Regions from separate parts of the Homo sapiens genome. Here region 2 is linked to region 1. A link is an interaction called in ENCODE POLR2A ChIA-PET data of the cell type or tissue named here. Cell type or tissue: Caco-2. All regions are shown on one strand. Each heading gives the region's core, and the rest is flanking DNA. Links, peaks and the distances in the headings are about the cores only.

Region 1 (2,932 bases), core at 302-2,801:
CAAGATAGTCCTTTGATAATGTGTCGTGGTGCCTGGGCTGGGATGGCTGAAACACAGGAGACCTAGCAGAAATTCTCTATACTCACCGCCATCTCCGGATAGTCAGACTTCTCACTCGGCAGCTGGCTTCCCCCAGGTCCGAAGTTCAAGAGACTTTCAAAAGACAGGAAGTGAAAGCTGCCAGTCTCTTTCAGCCTGAGCCCGAGACACTGGCACAGTTTTACTTCCACTATGCTTTATTGGTCAAAGCAGTCTCTGAGCCCACCCAGATTCTGGGAAAGAAGGACATTGACACCACCTCTTGATGAGATAATGTCAAAGAATTTTGACCATCTTTAAAGCACCACAACGCATGTTGGATATTCTATATTCCTGAGTGAAAGAAGACTTCAATTTGGTCACATGAACAAACTATTTCTGTGTTTTACAAGGGCAATAGTAGGGAAAGGAGGTGGTAGTAATATCAGAATTTCCATCAACTCTTCTGTCTTCGTTGCTGTTTATCAAGTAATGTTCTTCAAACAAACTGGAGTTGCTATGCCTTGATATGGTATAAATGAGTGTGTTTTGGATACAAATACACATGGTAAAGGTAATATGGTAAATACCATTGTTTATTTATATTATTTATATTATATTTATATTGTTTATTTATATTAATGGTATACTTTAGCCAAGTAAGTTTTTATCAAGATTCCAAAATATTATTGAGACATAATCAATTCAGTAAAAAACTATTTGAGATGGACACATCGGATTCTAGTGATGTTACTCCCCCAGGGTCTTACCCTATTGGGAATCTATTGTATAACTCACATATAACTGTACCTTTGGCCAGGCGTGTTGGCTCACGCCTGTAATCCCAGCACTTTGAGAGGCTGAGGTGGGTGGATCAATGGGTCAGGAGATCAAGACCATCCTGGCCAACATGGTGAAATCCCATCTTTACAAAAATTAGCTGGGTGTGGTGGCACACGCCTGTAATCCCAGCTACTCGGAAGGCTGAAGCAGGAGAATCGCTTGAACCCAGGAGGTGGAGATTACAGTGAGCCAAGATCGTGCCATTGCACTCCAGCCTGGTGACAGAACAAGACTTTGTCTAAAAAACAAACAAACAACTGTACCTTTATAAAAATTCCATCTTTTAAAAGTCTATAAATGGATCTGTTACATTTTAACAAACTACTAGAGGTAATTTCAAATAGATCACTTCAAATTTTCTGAATAAATATAATCTGTTGTGAGGATAGCATCTTGAAGAAATGTTATCAAGCCGTGGTAAAAATATATCTTTCCTTATATGTTCAACCACCATGTGAAATGTGTGAATCTAGCATAAAATGCAGTAAAAAAAAATTTTTTTTAAGTCAGTGAAATAAACTAAGTAAATTTTTCAAGAGAATGTTTTTATTGTGATCTTTTGAGTAGCACAAGGGAAACACAAAGTATAAATACGGTTTTTATACATGGAAAGGGGACACGTGACTCATTTAAGAGGAGCTAAATAATTATTAACAATTGTTTGTATTATTTAAATATTTGTTCAATGGCAGTGGCTACTACTTGTAAAGAAAGAGATACCCCATATCATCCTTTTGGATTCCACTTAACCATAAATAGTCATCTTGGTGGCCCAGTGGCCCTTGTTTCATAAATTTCTCACTGTACCACCATCCTAAAACATCTCTTCTGGCTAAAGCACACAGGAATGCAAAGAAGGAAGATAGACTCTTTATGAGTGCACATGTCCTTGCATACCTGTATTTCTATATCAGGGAGATCACAAAGAACCATTAAAAATGTAAGCCATTTGGAACACTAGAGCTAGAGGAGTGGCCAGATGGTAAAGATCTTGATCATATAGTACATCTGAAGGTGATGTATAGGGGCAGGAAGTATCTGCCACAGAACAGAGTTTAAGGCAGCGACATTCCTTGGGAGAGAAGTGGCAGCACTAAAAACAAGCAGTGAAAGCACCACATTTCCTTTGTTTTGGGTATCTTATACCTTTGGTTACTGAATGCTAAAGTCAAATCTCACGTCTGTTTCTTTAAGAAGCTCATGTCAAGATTTTTATTATTATTTTTTATTTTTTACAAGGTTATATCATTTCCATGGAGTTGGGGGATCACGTAACCAAGGTGAAAAGCAATTAAAATTAATTATTGTGATAGAGGTTAAGCTAGGTTAAAATACCTACCCAACCATCAACATTCCAGACTTCTAATGGAGATCTGTGTGTGCAGGGTGGTAAATAAGGGTTTGGCGTGTGGGGTATTAATTAATTAGCATCAGAAGAGAGAGAAGTCACACATGGTAGACAGTAAATATAGCTGGAGAAAAAAGACTCAAAAATATTTCTGTATTGCTGAGCCTTAAGTTCTAGAGTTTCAAACATGCTTGTTCAAAATGTAGCTTCTTTGTTCGTGGTCAACAAATTCCTCCCAGATGATGTCAGAAAGAGTGCCTTTATCTTTGGAACCCAGTGCAGGCCTAAAGTTTATTTCATATGGTATCAATACTTACTGAGAGTGTTTTATATATGATCCATTGTGCTAGGTTTTCAGGACACAGCCATGAAAAAGACAGGTTTCCTGCCCTTGAGAAGCACACAGGCAATAGGCAAGATTTTAAACATAATTAAATATAACAGAAAATGACCTAAAAAAGGAAATTCATATCTCAGAGAAGATTTAAGTGTTAAAAGATACAACAAAATTTAAATGTGAAGAAAAAGTGTTAGAAGAATCCAAGGCAGAATTTCTAACTATCAAAGTAGTTAAAATTTTGATAAATTTGACAACATAAAAGTAAAAAGTTATGCATGGCAAATAATACTCTAAGTAAAGCCAAAAGAAAAATGACAAACTGAGAAAAAATGTTTGCCACTCATAAATCAATGATTAAACTCCCTAAAGAGTTTTTATAAATC
Region 2 (2,932 bases), core at 200-2,699, 490 kb before region 1:
TCAAGGATAAATTCCAATAAAAGTAGATTTTGAAAGCTATGTCTTAACATTTAATTATGAAAATACCTATAGGCTACCTAAAAGTAAGGGCAGTGATTACTCAACTATATGAAGGAACAGAAACACACACACACACACACACACACACACACACAGAAGGTGTATAGTTGGTTTTATAAAATTATAAGGATTATTATTCAATCCAAAAAAAGTATTATTTTCCTCTGATATTTTAAAATCCTAGGTCAAAGTAAACTGTAATATTCCTCCAATTTCTTCTGGCCTCCCCTATTTCAAAAAACCTTATGAAAATATCGGACAAGGTAGGAGGTTGATTGTTTTCTTTATTTGCCAACTCTGTGTGTTCCCTAATTCCCAGTGTGAATCTGTGACAGTGGCTTGCCAGAAAGCATTCTATCACTTTGGCTAATAATCAGATTTTACTGATTTGCTCTTGGAAATAATAGGCAATAATGTGCAGTAAAAAAAGATTTTATTTTACACATTTTGTAAAAATATGTAACTCCAATTGACTTTGAGGGAGACTTGAAAGAATAATGCCATATGTCCTTCCTGGAAATGTTAATGTGTTACTTCCTTAAAAGAGGATGTACCTTTTTTTTTTTTTTTTTTTTTTTTTTTGAGACGGAGTCTCGCTCTGTCGCCCAGGCTGGAGTGCAGTGGCGCAATCTTGGCTCACTCCAAGCTCTGCCTCCCGGGTTCACGCCATTCTCCTGCCTCAGCCTACCGAGTAGCTGGGACCACAGGTGCCCGCCACCATGCCCGGCTAATTTTCTGTATTTTTAGTAGGGACGGGGTTTCACCGTGTTAACCAGGATGGTCTCGATCTCCTGACCTCGTGATCCGCCCGCCTCAGCCTCCCTAAATGAGGATGTACTTTATAGTTAGCAGAGAAATAAAGGTACTAGAAGCTCTTTATCATTATTATTATTACTATTATTTTATCATCATTATTTTTTAAGTACTCTTCAAATAACAGCAAATAATTTCCATAAGCAAAGTAAGTTTTTTCAATACTTACACATACTTATTTATTTATTTAGTGACAGGGTCTCACTCTGTCACCCAGGCTGGAGTGCAGTGGCACCATTGTGGCTCATTGTAAGCTTGAAGTCCTGGGCTCAATGATCCTTCTGCCTCAGCCGCCTGTGTAGCTAGGACTACCAGTGAACATCACCATGCCTGCCAATTAAAAAAAAAATTTTGTAGAGATGGGGGTGCTGTGTCTTGCTGTATTACCCAGGCTGGTCTCAAACTCCTGGCCTCAAGTGATCCTCTCACCTTGGCCTCCCAAAGTGCTAGGATTACAGGTGTGTTTTGGGCCTGTTTTGAGCCACCATCTCTAGCCACACATATTTAAATAAATGTTTAGGCCATAACTGATTCTTAAGCTTACTTTGAGAGTCAGAGTTATTGTAGTGTGCCACAATTAATATTACTATTAAAGTTTAGTTTTATGATGTATTCAAATGTGAAGAAAGCTCTTTGGAAAAGATAAACAAAAAGAGAAACCTTTTACTTCACAGTATTAGCATTTTTTTCTTCAAATATTATAAATGACATCCAAAATAAAACAGGGTTTTTCCCTGAATGTTTAATATTTGTTTAGGGTTTTCCTTCTGTTTTCTTTCTACAATAAACAGTATTGCAAATAAGTATGAAGATGGAATGACAATATATTTTATACAGCAAGATGGCATGCAGAACTTTGCATGATAACACTGAGAAAATGTGCTTCTTTGGAATTATCTGAAACATGGTATGTTAGGATAAGTTTTATATTTGCATTCACTTCTTTCTTCATATTCAAAGCCATTATCTAGCCATTTTCTGCTTATGTTGCATTGTATACTGCCTGCAATCAGGAAATACTACTCTTTAACTATCACTTTGCAAACTTCATATACTTCTGTTTTTATTTCTTTTCATTTAAGATTCTCTTTGTTGTATTTCTGCATTTAACTCAACATACTTAGTATAATATAAACATTGCATAGCCTGCAAACTACCTAGAACTAATGCGTCATATTTATATTAGTTCAGCACCGTAGTCTCATCCATACTTATTAAATGGTATGCTTTTCATAAAGAAATCATCATGTTTCTGGCTTTTATCACAAATTAGCCTCAAAATATAAGGAATACATCAAAAAACAATGCCATAAATCTATAATTTTGCACTGATACTTAAAAGATTTTATGCCAATAATTCTATAGAGAAAGATAACATAATTTGGTTTACCTTCAGTGGAAATGCTGGGTGGAAGGACTTCCATTAATTCAAGCTGCATCCAAAAATCAGAGGAAATGTTCATGGATTAAGTCCCCGGGGAACTACTATTGACAAATTTCAAAGTTCCATTGGCCTCTTTTTTTCCTTTGAACAATCCTTGAAATTGCTCACTACTCAAACCAGGGTCCGCTTCTACCAGCTCAGAACTTCCCAGAAGACATGGTTGGAGCAACCCTGCCCATGAGACTGAGTGGTCACTCCAGGGATATTGCCTTGACTTTTTGAAGTTTCTACGCAGTTCTATGTATTCTTTACATGCTTTGTATAAAATTAAAGACTGGTTGCCCATAAAGCAAGAGTGTCTAGTGACTAACAACAACTAAAAATATTATCCAAAAAATAACAGAAGCGATCTGTTGCCTTGCTATTTAATGTACAGTCCTCAGACCATCAACATCTTTGTCACACAGCACCTGTTACAAATGCAGAATCTCTGGATACACCAAGATATGGTGAATCAAAATCTGCATTTTAACAAGATTCCAAGATGATTTATATGCAGCTTAAAGTCTGAAAATCACAGATATAGAGCAGTTCGTCTCAAACTGTCTATGATTTTAAATGTATTTACTGCCTATACTTTTATAAAATACAATACAAATAAATTATTAGAATGTT

What was found. Peaks named below come from ENCODE experiments on the same cell type or tissue, not always from the same donor. Only the 100,000 strongest peaks of a DNase experiment are listed, where the experiment ranks them.
Region 2: POLR2A ChIA-PET joins it to region 1 with 10 read pairs; 3 of 35 experiments call an interaction of 5 or more read pairs at or near these places.

Annotation. Positions count from the first base shown.
Region 1 is chr6:113,873,224-113,876,155 of GRCh38, forward strand. LOC124901382 (a long non-coding RNA gene) reads left to right here and starts at 182. Exons shown (of 3, transcript XR_007059716.1): 1 at 182-600. It overlaps MROCKI (MARCKS cis regulating lncRNA promoter of cytokines and inflammation), which reads right to left and starts at 124. Exons shown (of 3, transcript NR_038863.2): 1 at 1-124. In Caco-2, for the core only: no CTCF peak of the experiment used is centred there; no DNase peak of the experiment used is centred there.
Region 2 is chr6:113,385,770-113,388,701 of GRCh38, forward strand. No RefSeq gene overlaps it. Among named protein-coding and RNA genes, the nearest start is that of LINC02518, 46 kb to the right of the region's middle. In Caco-2, for the core only: no CTCF peak of the experiment used is centred there; no DNase peak of the experiment used is centred there.